Linked DNA regions of Homo sapiens: all the other regions are linked to region 1. The links are chromatin contacts, found by Hi-C or POLR2A ChIA-PET in ENCODE. All regions are on one chromosome and are shown on one strand. The core of a region is the stretch at or near the end of the contact, and the rest is flanking DNA. Distances in the headings are between cores, read along the strand shown. Region 1 holds the start of PPP2R5E (protein phosphatase 2 regulatory subunit B'epsilon). Region 2 holds the start of ATP6V1D (ATPase H+ transporting V1 subunit D). Region 3 holds the start of PCNX4-DT (PCNX4 divergent transcript).

Region 1 (4,819 bases), core at 932-3,431:
TTTCCCTGAGGACATCTCCTATGCTGTTCTAGGCCAAGGCACCATTCCATGGACTGAGGGCAGAGCCATTCACTCTATATAAAATAGTAGTTGACCGTAATGCCTTTTAGATTAAAATTAAATGTAAATATATTTCCTAATACTTTCTTTTACTGCATCCGAAATAGATTGTCTTGCACTATTCTTGGAGTACCGAAATCCCTGGGATACATGGGAGAAATTACTGGTCCAGAGAACAATTTCTCACATAGGCAAGGATGTTTCCATTTTAAAAAACCTGCTCATTTCAGTTGCTCAGCCATTTTATAGAAAGTGAAATGACTTTGAAATGAATTGTCTTTATAGAGATCCATAATTTGCAAGCAAAATCCCCACTCTATGACATGTTCTAAGCAACAGCTGTGAGAATTTCAAACGTGCACTATGCTTTTAACAGTTCAACTGTTGCCAAGGGAAATTGAATTGGCTTCAAAATCTTCCTTGGTTTTAATTCTGAATTTACCCTCAATCAAAGATTGAAGAAAACAGGTCCTTGGCTGGGACACTGAACTTTCATGAAGACTGTACAGGATATTGAGATATGGAAAATTTAAGGTTCTTGAGGGTAGGAACTAGACTGCTGGTATTCTATAGTTCATACTTAGTGGTGATGAACTTTATCACGGCAAAAGTGGGCACTAGCCATACAGTGGCCAATCATCTGGAGTCAGTAGGGGGAGACTGCTTCCATCTAAGAGTCATCTTTTCGTTTTCCATTTCAGTTCAAAGCAGGAATATTTTTATCTTTCATGGCACAAAATTATTTTTCCACTCAAGAGCCATTTCTGGGAGTGTGCAAAGAAAATTTCAAAACTCTAGTGTTTAACAACACAAACAGGAGAAATGCAAATGCATTTTTCGTTGTCACTTGTACATATGGTACATATAGTTTTATTTATATATAGCTCTATTCCCTAACCGTATCGAAAAGATGATATAATGCTGAGGGAAAAAACTAGGCTACAGATCGACACACATTATTAACATAAAGAGAAAAAATACTAAAAGGAAGTATGCAAATACTGTAAGTGGTTATCTCTGAGTTGAGAAAATAAGAATGTTAATTTTTTTGTCCCCCCCCCCAATTTCTAAGTTTTGAACAACTGGTACTCTGACGTTTGTAGTTAGCATTAATAATTTCTTTCTTCCTTTTTTCCTCTCAAAAAATGTACGTAGGGTGCATTCAAATACATTAATCCAAGAATATTATCTGGAAATGTACCATTTGGCCGTCTGCATTCACCAAGCATGCAAACACATCTCCAAATATCTCATCACTTGTTCTAGATAGATTTAAGTAGTCTTCTCCATTAACTCTTTCGGGTCCAACTTGCCAATTAAAATCTCGAAACTCCTAGTTTGGAGCTGGGTCTTTCCGAGCTCTGAGCAGTCGGCTGACTGGCGGGTTATTCTGAATGAATAGACTGCAAACTGTGGCGACAGCGTTCCCACCTGCATTAATTAAACGAGCGCTGGCTTCAACGCTACAGGGGTCTGATATTCAAAACAGACGTTTAAGGAAAAGGAGATGAGGTGAGAGAAAATTCGAAGAAGGTTCAGCGGAGAGCGACTGCTGGGGGTTTCAAGGGGCCCATTTACACAAGCAGTGGCACACCGGCACGGGCGGGGGATCTTATTCCTGCCTACGCATCACAGGGTCCCGTCCAGAGTGGGACTCCCCAAACCCTGAGGGGCCACACTAGCTGCAGGGCGGGATCAAGTCTCCGGGGCTCCCCGACCCTTAGACGACCCGAGCCCTTGGAATCCTCCGGTCCAAGACGACCGCCGCCCAAAGGCTCCGCACAGCACGGAAAGCCAGCCCGCTGATCCGCTAGTCGCACACCTCCCGGAATTAAAGAGCTCCTCTCAGGCCCAGCGGCTTCTCACTTCAGCTTGCCCCACTGCCGGGCGGAAGCGGCGGCTGCACCGCCCGAGATCGCGGCTGCATCCGGGTTCCTCAAGCTTCGGCCCAATCCTCGACCTTCTCTCTTCCCACCCTCCCGTTTCTCCGCCCTCCTGCCGCCAATCCCTGATCAGGTCTCAGCCGAACATGCTGTCAGGGGAGTGAAGGCGGATACTGGCCAATGAGGCCTCGCTTCCCGTTTGAAGTCTCCAGTGGGCGGGCGCCGGAGGCGGGCGCTGCTGGCCAGAAGGTTCGGTTGCGCGTGTGCCATGGACTCAGCCGCCCGGTGATATTGACAATAGGAGAGAGAAAGGGGCATTGACTGGGACCCACCGCGGGTAGCGAAAGGTGGCTCTGGCAGCGGCGGCTCCAGCTCCTGCGGCTCCTCCTCCTTATTCTGTCCCCTTCTCTTGCTGCCGCTGCAGATCCAGTCTTCCTCCCTCCCTTCCCCCCCTCCCCACGTCGTCGCCGCCGCCGCCGGGTCCGGGGCAACGAGCTGAGGCGCCGCCCGCCAGGAATGTGAGCGAGGAGCCACCGGCGGAGCCGCAACGGGGTCGGTGCCGATTTGATGGGACGGGCCCGCGGGGGAGGATCGTGAGGCCGCCGCCGCCACCGGAACGCTGAGGTTCGGGTCCGGCCGTGAGGCCTAGAGGCTCCGCCGCCGCGGAACCGGAGGGACCCCGTACCGGACAGCCGTCGCCCCAGGCTCCCCGCAGCTGCCCGGACCTCCCCCTGCACGTCCCGGTCCCGCCGCCCGCCCCCGCTGCGGCCACCTCGCCCGTCTCCCGCCCCTCCAAGCCACAGATCATCTTTGGATTCTTCCCCAGAAGCTTCAAGGTAACTTAGTCCCTCCAGCACCGCGGCTCGCCCGCTTCCCTTCTTCCTCCCGGTCCTCCTGGGGAACCTATGGGGCACCGGCCTTGGGAAGGCCTGGCCGGGCAGGCGAGGGGTGCGGTGGGGTGGGGTGCGGGAGCGGGAGCGCCCGTCCCACTTGTCTGATTTACCTACAAATGCTTCTGATGATACCTCTCATTCACTCTGCCCCCTCCCCCCTTTTTCTCCACCTTCTGGGATTGGAGGCGTTTTCTTGCCCCCCTTTATCCACTGGCGGGGGCGGGGAATAAAGAGGGGTTTGGTGTGAGGAGGATTCTCTAGCAGCTTATCGTCTCCAGGGCTTGGGGTGTGGGTTAGGAGCAAAGGGAGTATGTAAGCATCCCCACAGACAAACCCCTTCCCTGTCTTTCCCTACTTCCCCTTACCCCCTTTGGATTATCCTGAGCCATGGAAATGCCCCATGCCTGCTGATTAGAGGATGATAAAGCTTCGGGAGCCCTGGCCCAGGGCGAAACCTGTTTCCCTGGGCTTTGCACGGACCCGCTGTTACCTTACGTTCAGTTTTGCAGTGCTTCAGGGTTGCGATCCTTGACGTTTATTCTGGGCCTCGGGCATAAGGGGTAAATGATTTTTTTAAAAGCTACCTATATATCGTCTGTAGAGATGAGAGATAAGGAATAAAGAAGAGACGAAAAGAGTGATGGAGGAAGAGGATTTACTGAAATGTTGTAGTGTTAGAGTTAGAGTGAAGTCTAAATAATTCACATACCCGAATGGAAAATCGGCCCCTAAATTTACAACGTACAAATAAGATGTGGAGCTTTTGGCTGATGCAGTCATTTTGATATTTTAAAGTGATCTTAACATCTATAGTCATTCATAGTTTGTGATTCTATTTTGAATCCATCACATTATATTAAGGCTAAATTAGGTAGATTTTTAAAAACTTTTTTTTTTTTAAAGAAAACCAAAGAAGACTTCCAAATTCCAAACGTCAACATCATATGTGTGCATGTGTTTTAAAATGTTTTTGTTATTTTTACATTGTCAAAATCCACGTAATCCAGGTAACTTTTTATTCTCACGTGTTCAGGAAGAAATTCCCTTACTGTTTTATTTAGAAGTTAAAAACCACTTGTCTTGTCTATTGGAATGACAGGTGAGTAATTGCATTTCAGCATTTCCCCCATATGCATTCTTTCTATCCGAGTCTGCCATTAGTCTTGCATGAAGCCTCAGTGCCATGGAAATGATGGCATCTGTTTAATTTGGTGAATGAAATTAAGCTTAACGCTTGTTACTTTCAGGAAATAGCCTTCATTTTAATAACTCGAGAGGGTTAAACAATTCAAAAGTGCTATTCAGTTCCGTAAGTTTGATGGAATGAAAATTGGTATTTGATGATGAACTTCAAGGTCTAAACCTCAAGGGAACTCAACTTGGTTGTTTCAGTAGGCTGTGAATTTATGTTTTCAGTTCAACTTTGGTGCTTGATTTTCTCATAGTTTTTATTAAGCGTTAATAACGTAAGGTGGCTTCATTCAAAAAGAAGACTTATTTGAAATATTTTAATTATGCCTTTTATGTGTTTTGTTTAAAGTAATCTAGCCTGTCCTCATTTGCAGTGTGGTATAGTTTATCATAGCTAACATAGCACATCCCATTAAAAGTTATGCCTAGATAGTTTCAGTAGTAGTAAATTTCACCTTGCTGTGATACATTGGTATAGATTCTTGAAGTACACTAAGGGTTTTTCAACTCCAGAACCCATTCATAATATTAAGTATCTTGGGAAAATGTATCAATGGAAGTTTTCCAGTTACAGAATAGCTCCAAAAATTACTTGAAGATGTGAAGAGCTTTGCAGTTAGAAAATGGGCAGGCAGCATAGATTTCTTTAAGCCTAGATGAGTATCTTTAATGCTTATAATGGAGTGGCACAATACATTAGAGTTCTCATATTGTTTCCGTGATACTTAAATTATTTTCACTAAATTTTCATGTTTTCCTGTTAACATATGACTTTTCTTTTCTTTGTTTGTT
Region 2 (4,819 bases), core at 968-3,467, 3.8 Mb before region 1:
AAGAAAAAAAAAAAAGACTCTTACCTAAGTAATTAAGTATAGAGTGGGAAACAAACTAGCAAGCAAATAATTACAATACAAAGTACTATGAAAGGGCACAGTGAAGCAATGAACAGGAAAGGTGGAACAGAAATACTAAATTATAATACTTCCTTAAGAACAAATGCTTAATAAGTACTAGCGTAGGAGCTAAACTCAAGTAATCCGACATCAAATCCAGAATGTCTTTAACCCACAGAACCTCAATATCACAACATGCTATAATACTCTTATGTGTTCTGATGTAAAAAGTATCAGCCACCTTTCAAAATATATCAACCAAACTCCAGGCTAATTTCAAATACCCTGCATAGTCAGTTATTTTGCATGACAAATGGTAGGTAGGACTTCTTTCTCAAAACAGTGCATGGTCAAACTGCTATAATGGATATAGAAGTTCACATTCCTTTCCAAAATATATTATGTGATGGGGACAACTCTCGTGATAATTCTAATTTGGATCTAACACGTATTAGGAATGCTCTCTGAATGCTAGTTCTTGGTATAGGAGTGCTACATAAGTAAAGCTTTTATTTCATCATTATAGTTGAAAAAGAAAGTTATCACCGAATCTCTACAAACATTACTGTGCATGAGACAACTACATCTTTTGGCACCAGATGAACTAAGAATAGGTAGCAAAGTTCTGTACAAGTCACCCCCAAACTATTGACAGAGATTGTTCCTTGAATAACAACTCAATTGAGGGGAAATAAAGACTTCTCTGCTATACTTTTTCTCGAAGAAACCATGTTTTTTGCTTAATAAAAATTTAAAAAGCCTAAGTTTTGAGGATAAAGAGACCTCAGCATGACTGTGTATTTAACCCGAAAATATATCCTTATCTTAGGTTTTAGTTATGCTTAACTAACATAGTTAACCTAACATATGCTTAACACAGTTCTATTCTCATTGTCGCCAAAATACGACAAACTGATAGTAACAGTAATAAACTCAAGTCTCATTTAGTTTTGGTTCAAGGGGTGACTCATTCAATTATCAGATGAAAAACTACTCGGACCCCGCTCTTTCCAACACGGTGCCCGTCCCACAGGTTTCTCAGGTAAGAGGCCAGTTTGGTTTCCACTGAGACGCAGGGGAAATTTTTGGTAGAGCTGTTGGGGCGGAAGAAAAGATGGAATTCTCAAGCCTGGAAAAAGCAAAGTGCTCAGCGTCCTGAGCCGGGGTTAAGAGTTACGGTGTCACAGCGTTCTCCTGAGACCGCCCCATCGTCATGGCATTCTCACTTTCGGCATATTGTAGAGGCTGTACAATCCACTCGGCCCACTTTCCTTCACGAGATTCCTCTGCTCGAACAACGATGCCTCTGGAACACAGGATGACCTACACGGAGCCGGCGAGGAGGCCCACGACAGCGCGGGTGGTGGCGGTGCTGTCCAGCCACTTCCCGCGCAGGGACGGGAAAGGGAGGTATTAGCCCGGGGCCTACCCGCTCTCGAACACCCATGTCACTGGACACAAACCAAAGTGAGTTCCTGGAGAAACCGAGCTTGGGATTAGTCACCTGAGGTATGTGTGTGATTCCCGCACTGGAGCCCAGAGCCGACTTCTTCAATCACAGAGACCAGACTTGCTTCCCCCTCACCGGCCGCCGATCCTCCTCAGCGTGCGCTTCGCTCACTCCACCGCGCATGCGGAACCTCCTCGCATGCGCAAGCGCTGAACGAATAGAGGCCCCTCTTCATCATTAACCATAGAGTCTGGGTCCTCCGAGAACAAGGACGAATGTAGATCATGGAAGGACCTGAAAAGTACTGTTTCTCGCTATCTTAGCTTTAGCTAAGTAACCTTCAAGGCGCGAGAAAGACATAGGACTCCGATTCCTTGCCTCTGAAGAATGAATCCTCTTTCAAAGTTTCAGCTAACCATGAGATGGCGCTGTGACCAAAGACGAAAGGTGGAGAAAGACAAGGCGTGCACGCTTCGCTCCTAGTCTTTGGCCTGGCGCGTGCCGCGTATTGCGCAGCCGCAGGGAAGCTGGATGGGGAGGGGTTGGGAGGCGAACCGGAATTGAGGGGTGGTTCCGCGGTGCGCGCGCCTCGACATCCGGGCAACGCCTCTGTTCTGTCCTCCCCCTTCGTCGCCTGTGACAACCGGAAGCGGAAGTGAAAATGGGTGTCCCTGCTGCCTCTTAGCAACAAGAGGGGTCAAGTGACACAACCAGCTGACTCCCGTAGAGGAAGACACTGTGGAGGCCAGTTCTGGAGCTATTGCAGCCTCGGTTGCCCGGCCGGGGACCCGAGCCGAAAAGTTATCGTCAGAATGTCGGGCAAAGACCGAATTGAAATCTTTCCCTCGCGAATGTAAGTAAAGGAATGGGATAAGCCGCTTTCACAGGTTTAGGAACCCGGAGCGCGGTCCCTTCAGACCCTGGGCCACAGTGAGGGTCCTTGTTTCCTGGGAGGATCCTGAGCTTTTCCCAGGTTCTTTTCTTGAGTCTAGGGCGAGGCTTCCTGACGGCCTCTTCGCGCATTCCTCCTGAGTGAATCAGGCTGGACGAAGCGATCCCAGCCGGTAGGAAAAGGCGCCCGGCCGGCGGGCTTTTGTGGAGGTCTGCTGTCTTTATTCATTAATGGATTCATCCATTCCACATACCCTTATTGAGCCGGGCACTGGATTTATATAACTGAACCGTCGCCACCTCTGCCCTACAGAGCTCACAGTTTACGTAGCCAGACATTCGTCTGGAAAGGCCAAGGAGGTTTTAATAAATGCTCTGAGAAGGGAAGTTTACTGAGGATATAGAAGAGGTCCCTAAGCCAAAGTGGGGATGGAATCGAATCGCCCTAGCATAGCCCTCGGATTCGATCTTGGATCCCCTTACTCATTTTCCAAGATCCCGCCAAATGTCACCTGCTGTGAGAGGATATCCCTGTGTTTCTGAGGCACTGCTTTTGCTCTCTCACCGCTGCACCTTGTTCAGACCTGTGTTAATACCGGTCATCACGCTGTAAAGTAGATATTTGTTTATGTGTCTTTCTCTCCCACTAGACTGTGGGCTCTCTCCAGGATGAAAGAGTGTCTTAATCCATAGAAGGTCCACAAAAAAATATTTCTTGAAAGAACTCATGCTTGGGAATACGCTCAGTTGTGGGCTGCCTTTCTTTTGGGGCCTGAATTCTTTGTCAGGAAAATGGCATATCACTGTAGGTGTTTGGCTAGTTTGTAAGGAAAATTTTGACGTTTTCTCAAATGTGCCTAACAACTTGCTCCCTTTCTCCTCCTCATCCTGTTTATTTTTATTTAGTTTGTTGTTTGTTTGTTTTAATAAGAGACAGGGTCTCCCAGGCTGGGGTGCAGTGGTATGATCAGAGCTCACAGCAGCCTCAAACCCCTGGGCTCAAGTGATCCTCCGGCCTCAGCCTCCCTGGCGGCTGAGATTATAGATGGGAGCCACCGCGCCTGGCTTTCCCTTTTTCTTTTCAGTGAGGAAGCAGAAAATCAGTTTTGACCCTGACATTTAGACCCTTTTATTGTGGTCCTATCTCTGTGGGGGTGTTTTGTTGTTTTTCCTCATTCTGTCCTTTGAGAGAATCTGAGGATGCTTAAAATAAAAGTTATATTCAAACCTGAAGCCCAGATTTCTTTCTGCCCGGTGACTAAATAGCTCTTAATGAAATGAAGTTTTTAAATTTTTTACCTTCACCTGTTGACTTTCTAATAGCTGTTTGCACTAAGTAGGCAGCAAGCTAGTTGTGGGGAAATAAAGATGAGGACTATCCCGAGGTAGTGACAACTGCAGAACTCCTAGGACGTGATGACTCAGTCAAAACTTCTGCACTGAAAGACATCGACACTAGTTTATCTTCTAGCAATGTAAGGCCTGCCCCTAGGGTGACCCCAGGCCGCCCCCCGCCGCCCCCGCCATTAAAATGCCTGCCTGAAAAAGCTCAAAGCTAGGGGGAGAATTTACTGTTTGTTCTAGTCAACACCTAATTGATAGACCCCTCTCGTTCCCTTTTTAGAGCATTTACGAAACAGGCTTACAATTGTTAATATGTATCTCTTCCAACTCTGAAGTGTCCCTTCAAGTATCTTTGAGAGCCATTTCTTTGAAACGTAATCATCAGGAGGGATAGGGGCTTTGTCTCCCAGTCTGTGTGAGAGGATAGAATAGTAACTTACTAATTGCCAGGTAGTATGGCGTTTACACTGACCAACACTTTAAGGTTTCTCTTCTCTGACTCTTCTTGCGGCTGGCTCCCTGCCACTCCCTTACTCTCTTTTTTAAAATGGCCAGTCACCTCTGCACAAATGAGAATTGAGCTCAGCCCTTTCCCCTACTATCAGTGGTTTACTGAATAAAATCTGTTTTCACTACTTTAACGAATGTCTGGCTGGGTTTATCTTTGACAGCAGTCAGAATAACTTTTTTGTTTTTACTTTGAAACTTTTACTTTGAGACTAAGAGGCAAAAATAGACATCTTTGGGCTTAGGTAAGAAAATGATAGGCTCATGAAGGTGAAACTACTATTTGAAAGCTCTCAGCTTGCTGATTGAGAGGAAAATCAGGTGCAGGAAATAATCTCTTCTCTAAATATTTTCCCCATGGCTGGCAGCAGGCTTTTTGTCATGTAGTCAGATGTCTTTGATTCAGCTGGAAGAAAAGTCATCATCCTAGCTAAAGGTCAAACTTTTTGAGTAGGACTGAGCAGCTCTGAAACATGTAAAGGAGCAAGTTTTAAAAGCCATAGGCTAGAAAATATACTGGCAGCTTGTTTCACAGACATTTCCATTCAACAGTATTATTCTGTGATG
Region 3 (4,819 bases), core at 1,602-4,101, 3.5 Mb after region 1:
AGGTGGTTTGGCCCTTTGTTCCAGTTGCAGGGTATGATAGGGACGTTCCTTCAGTTGGGCCTTTGCTTAGCAGGGTATGATAAGGATGTTCTTGTGTGTTGTGGTCAGGTGGTTAGGCAGGATGTTTCTCACAGCCCAAACTCGCCTGGAATGTGTCACTTTGACCAAGGTCTGCAAAATGCTGGGGGACTTACAAAATGGTGCAGTTTGGACTAACAACTGCCAAATGAAAGCGAATTTTGTTTTGATGCTAGAGAACTGGAAGGATAACTTGGGGGAATAGGGTTCTTTGGAGAAAAGTGGGTCCAAGAGGAATCTACAAAGTGTAAAAATGGGACGCTTTTGATGGCTAAGCCAGCATGAGGGGGTTGGTATCCAGTACCCTTTCACAAGACAAGTGAGAAACTGTTTAAAAAACAAGGTTCTCACCATCATGAAAGTGAGAACAACCTATAGAATGGAAGAAAATTTGTGCAAATCATATATATATATGACTTATAGCTAGACTATATAAAGAACTCTTACAATTCAATAATGAGAAATCAAATAATCCAATCTTTAAAAAATGAGCAAAGGATATGAACAGACATTTCTCCAAAGATGATATACAAATGGTTAATAAGCACAGAAAATATAAAATGATACTCAACATCATTACTCATTAGAAAAACACAAACTGAAACCATAATGAGGTACCATTTCAAACCTCCTTGACTGGCTAAAATAAAAATGGCAGACAATAATAAGTATTCATGAGACTGTGGAGAAATCAGAACCCTCAAACATATCTGGTGGTTATGTAAAATGATACAGCTCCTTTGGGAAACAGTCTAGCAGTTCCTCAAAAGGCTAAACATAGAGTTACCATATAACCCAGTAATTCTACTCTCAGGTATACACCCAACAGAGATAAAAACATATATGTCTACACAAAAATCTGTACACAAAAGATTCATAGAAGAAATATTACTAACAGCCAAAAAATGAAAACAACCCAAATGTCCATCAATGAATGGATAAATGTGATATATCCACACAATGAAATTAGACTATAAAAAGGAATGAAGTACTCATACATTCTACAACATGGCTGAACCTTGAAAACACACTAAGTGAAAGCCCGTTACAAAAGGCCACATATTGTATTTTCCCGTCTATGTGAAATGTCCAAAATAAGCAAATTTATGGGGACAGAAAACAGATTAGTAATTGCTTATGGCTGGTGGGGTAAGGATAATGGGGGGAGGGAGGTGGTGACTGCTGAGGGTAAAAGGTTTCTTTTTGGGGTGATGAAAATGTTCCAAACTTGACTGTGGTAAGGGTTGCACAATTCTATAAATGGGTGAATTGTATTGAATGTAAATTACATCTCAATAAAGCTCTTAAAAAAGAAAAAGCTTCCCTGATTGGTATTTTCCACAGCAGTTAATAATTAGAAGGCAGCTCTTTAAGTAGGAAATTTAGGAGCAGCCAACAGATGCTACAAACAGTTAAATTCGTGAAAAGGCAACATCTGAACTGGATGCTATGCTAAAGGTCTGGGGATTTGGCGTGAGTGGCGGTGGATACCAAATAACATGAAGGGCAGTCTTTGCCCTAACTGCAGGAATGATTTAATGAAGAAAACAAACACCTAAAAATAGTAAAAAATGAGTAAGTGAAAAATGATGGATACAGAGCAGATAACCAATTCAGCGGCATGGAAAACAACTTCCGATTCACTGGAGTAAATTCTGGTCCTGGAGAGACAAGAGGTTGTGGGGACAGAGGTCGAGATCAGTGGGGAAGGAGCGCTTCACGTTCAGGGGGCCATGAGTTGAACAATTCGGACAAAAGAGGTTTAGTTGGAGATATTGCGAGAGTACAGTTCTACCTAACGGACACAGCTCCGGGTGGGTGTGCCATATTCCATTTCGTACGAGTCTCTTAGAAACAAAATGCTACAATTCAACAGGCTAAAGTAGTCTTTCAAAGGAAAGTTAAAATCACACTGAATTACTATCTCTAATGACTGAGTTCATTAAGCGCAATAATTGCACTTAAAGGTTTTGCAACGAAAAACGAAAAATATGTTTCTTGTGGCAATGAAAGCCCCTAGAACAACTTGGCTCTCCGCACAGGCTTGGACATTAAGATGCCGAAGAAGTCCCGAGGTGGACGTCGGACAACGAACGTACCTCAAGTCACCCGAGGGAAGAGAAGACGCGAAGGCATCCCAGGGACCGCATTTTTGCAGGTAAACTCGGGCTGGGCGCTCCCGCCGGGAGGTTGGTTAGTGCCCGAATGCGGAGGCAGAAAAGCTGCGGCGGCCGAATAACGAGCTCACCGCGGCCCCGCCCGGGCCAGCTCTCGGTTTCCATGGCTAACGTCTACTCCGGCGGCCGCCACCCGGAGCTGAACGGAGCGCGTGCGCGTTCGGGGACCTCGTCGGCGCCTGGCTGGCCTCGCTGCCCCGGTCTGTGCTCGCTCCCGAGGCGGGCCCTGCCGTAAAGCAGGCTTGGCCTAGAGGAAGCAGGGAAATAGCGCGCTTCGTTCGCGCCAGGACTAGGCCAACATCTGCCTGGCCGGGGACGACGGGAGTCGCTCGTGCTCTGGTCTCGCACTGGGCCTAGCAGAAGCAGCAGCGGGGAAAGCCGAGACGCCCTGAACGTTCCCTTGGGCCGGGCCTTTACGCAAGAGCGTCGTTGCCCTGGTGACGTGACGTCCTTCCTCAGGATTGTGCGCCGGGGTGGGGAAACAGACGTGCAACCGCCATTTTGCGCATTAATTTACCAGAGGTCGGGTCAGGCTGTCTTAACGCAGGCAGAGGGGTGTGGCAGATCTCCAACCGCTCGGGGTCCCGTGATTTCCATTAATGAATTCGCACACTGGCGTTACCACTCAACACACCGACGGTAATGAATGTTTTTGAGTGATACTTCATGCAGCCTATTCGGCTTGGACGATTGGGGACTGCATAACGTGATCGCTATCGCCTCAGTTTGTGGCTGCGTTTTAAAATACAAGGAACCAACATGTCCATTATAGAAACGTGTTATTAAGATATTAATAAAACAAGGCAGAGTTCCGGCGTTCCAATTAAAAGGCCATGGCTGATTCATATTAGTGTGGCGGGAATCTTTACAGCCTGGCCGCAAAGACCCCAATTAACGCTAGTTAAAAAGTTATCCCTATACCCAGGGCTCACCTCCCCCATTCTCCACGAAATATGATCCCCCCCCCGCCCCACCAAGTTCTGGACACGTTCCAGATTGCCAACTGGGAGTCCTCAAGACGGCCCCGGAGAGCGTTAACAATGATTGGTCTCAGCTGATTTAGAGGCTCGGGTAAGGGAACTTTGAAGCTAACTTGTCGGTATCAAGGTACCCGCAATTCCCCCATGTGATTGGGTAGATGCCCTAGCAGTTCTGCACACTTCAGCGTCCAAGATGACTTGTGGACTGTTTTGTTTGGATCTCCATTCCTCAAAACTATAAATGCGGCCTTAATTTTTTTTTTTTTTTAATTCTTGGCTCTTGGCTGTCTTGGAAATGCTGACTTTGTATTTAAGTATTTAGGTTTTCAGGTCGTAATAGAAAAATAATTACTGTGTTCATATTAAAAGCCAAAGCTTTATTTATTTATTTTTAAGATATTGTGTCCAGAGCAAAAGTGTAGTGTGTTGAAAGCATGTGGAAGAAAACCCCGGATATACATATACTTGTCTTCAAGGACTTAATTTGCAGGTAGACCCTTTCATAGTTTGGTATCTTCACGATTTGATAGAATATGGGAAAACGTGCTGTTGGTCCATCCATAGTTTTTCTCATTGAAGCTCACTCATTGCGGGTCAGAGTACCACATTAAGCATCTCGGAAGCATCACTTACCGCCAAGAAGTCTGAGTTTCATGTAATTAAGAGTGGAGGCTCCAGAGTCAGGAAGTCTGGGTTGAAACCCTGGCACTACTGCTTACTACTTGTGAGATCTTGAGGTTATGTAATTTCTCTAGTGCTCAGTTTCCCCATATCTTGTAAAATAAGGCAAATAATAGAACTTAACCCGCAGAGAGTTATGTCATTGGATTAAATCAAATAATTGTAAATTGCTTAGCAGAGTAAATGGCACAGCTTAAGTGCTTAGTAAGGATGAGCTATTATCTTTATGTAGAGAGTCTGTATTTATGCTTGTTCTTCTCATGGGCATTACATATGACCCAAGCAGAATTAACATGTTTATTGTTGAAATATCTGCTGTTTTTCAAATATATTTGAACATCGTGCTTTCTTAGAATAAAATTAGTAGGGCATATGGTACAAGCCCTTTGGTTAGCTGTGTATAAAATATTCATTCAACATTTATTGAAATAGTGAAGGGAATAGTGGTTCCTATTTGTCAGGAACTACACTAATTGCTGCAGATATAAAGTCAAATAAAACATGATCCTTAAGGAATTTACCAAAATATAACTTGGACATCAAGGACATAACTTGAACAACAAGGACATCAGTAATTACAGTGTATGTGATAAACAGGTATGCGCTGAGCTTCAGAAACAAAGTGGGACACATAATTCTGGGGAAATTAAGGATGGTTGCAATCCATTTTTAAAGGGTGAGTGGACAGCTGGGCCAGGCGTGGTGGCTCTTGCCTGCAATCCTAGCACTTTGGGAGGCTGAGGTAGGAGGATCGCTTGAGCCTAGGAGTTTGAGGCAACATGGTGAAACCCTGTCTCTACAAAAGATACAAAAAATTAGCCAGGTGTGGTTGTGTGCGCCTGTGGTCCCAGCTACTCAGAGGCTGAGGTAAGAGGTTGTTGCAGTGAGCCGAAATTGCACCAC

Evidence for each region. Hi-C counts contacts between places; a loop is a spot of excess contacts on that map. ChIA-PET counts read pairs that join two places held with the same protein, here RNA polymerase II (POLR2A). Pooled maps may share reads with other maps.
Region 2: a map of CD4-positive, alpha-beta memory T cell shows a loop between it and region 1 (11-fold over the local background). The contact joins the promoter of ATP6V1D here to the promoter of PPP2R5E in region 1. A Hi-C loop is called at or near these places in 1 of 168 maps with a recorded cell type or tissue (CD4-positive, alpha-beta memory T cell) and 9 of 50 pooled maps. POLR2A ChIA-PET finds 5 or more read pairs at or near these places in 1 of 52 experiments (CD8-positive, alpha-beta memory T cell).
Region 3: a pooled map shows a loop between it and region 1 (12-fold over the local background). The contact joins the promoter of PCNX4-DT here to the promoter of PPP2R5E in region 1. A Hi-C loop is called at or near these places in 7 of 50 pooled maps.

What each region holds. Positions count from the first base shown.
Region 1 is chr14:63,540,739-63,545,557 of GRCh38, reverse strand. PPP2R5E (protein phosphatase 2 regulatory subunit B'epsilon) reads left to right here and starts at 2,181. Exons shown (of 14, transcript NM_006246.5): 1 at 2,181-2,779. It overlaps LOC112268140 (loricrin-like), which reads right to left and starts at 2,774. Exons shown (of 1, transcript NR_158218.1): 1 at 894-2,774. RefSeq lists enhancers at 699-778, 1,866-2,075, 1,138-2,129 and silencers at 2,366-2,505, 2,546-2,685.
Region 2 is chr14:67,357,202-67,362,020 of GRCh38, reverse strand. ATP6V1D (ATPase H+ transporting V1 subunit D) reads left to right here and starts at 2,217. Exons shown (of 9, transcript NM_015994.4): 1 at 2,217-2,363. The coding sequence starts at 2,323. EIF2S1 (eukaryotic translation initiation factor 2 subunit alpha) reads right to left here and starts at 1,693. Exons shown (of 8, transcript NM_004094.5): 1 at 1,565-1,693. It also overlaps a transcript of GPHN not described here. RefSeq lists enhancers at 1,438-2,237, 2,258-2,477, 2,320-3,106.
Region 3 is chr14:60,089,778-60,094,596 of GRCh38, reverse strand. PCNX4-DT (PCNX4 divergent transcript) reads left to right here and starts at 2,851. Exons shown (of 5, transcript XR_943918.4): 1 at 2,851-2,894. PCNX4 (pecanex 4) reads right to left here and starts at 2,674. Exons shown (of 11, transcript NM_001330177.2): 1 at 2,178-2,674. RefSeq lists enhancers at 1-189, 1-266, 1,847-2,480, 2,444-2,633, 2,724-2,853 and a silencer at 1-266.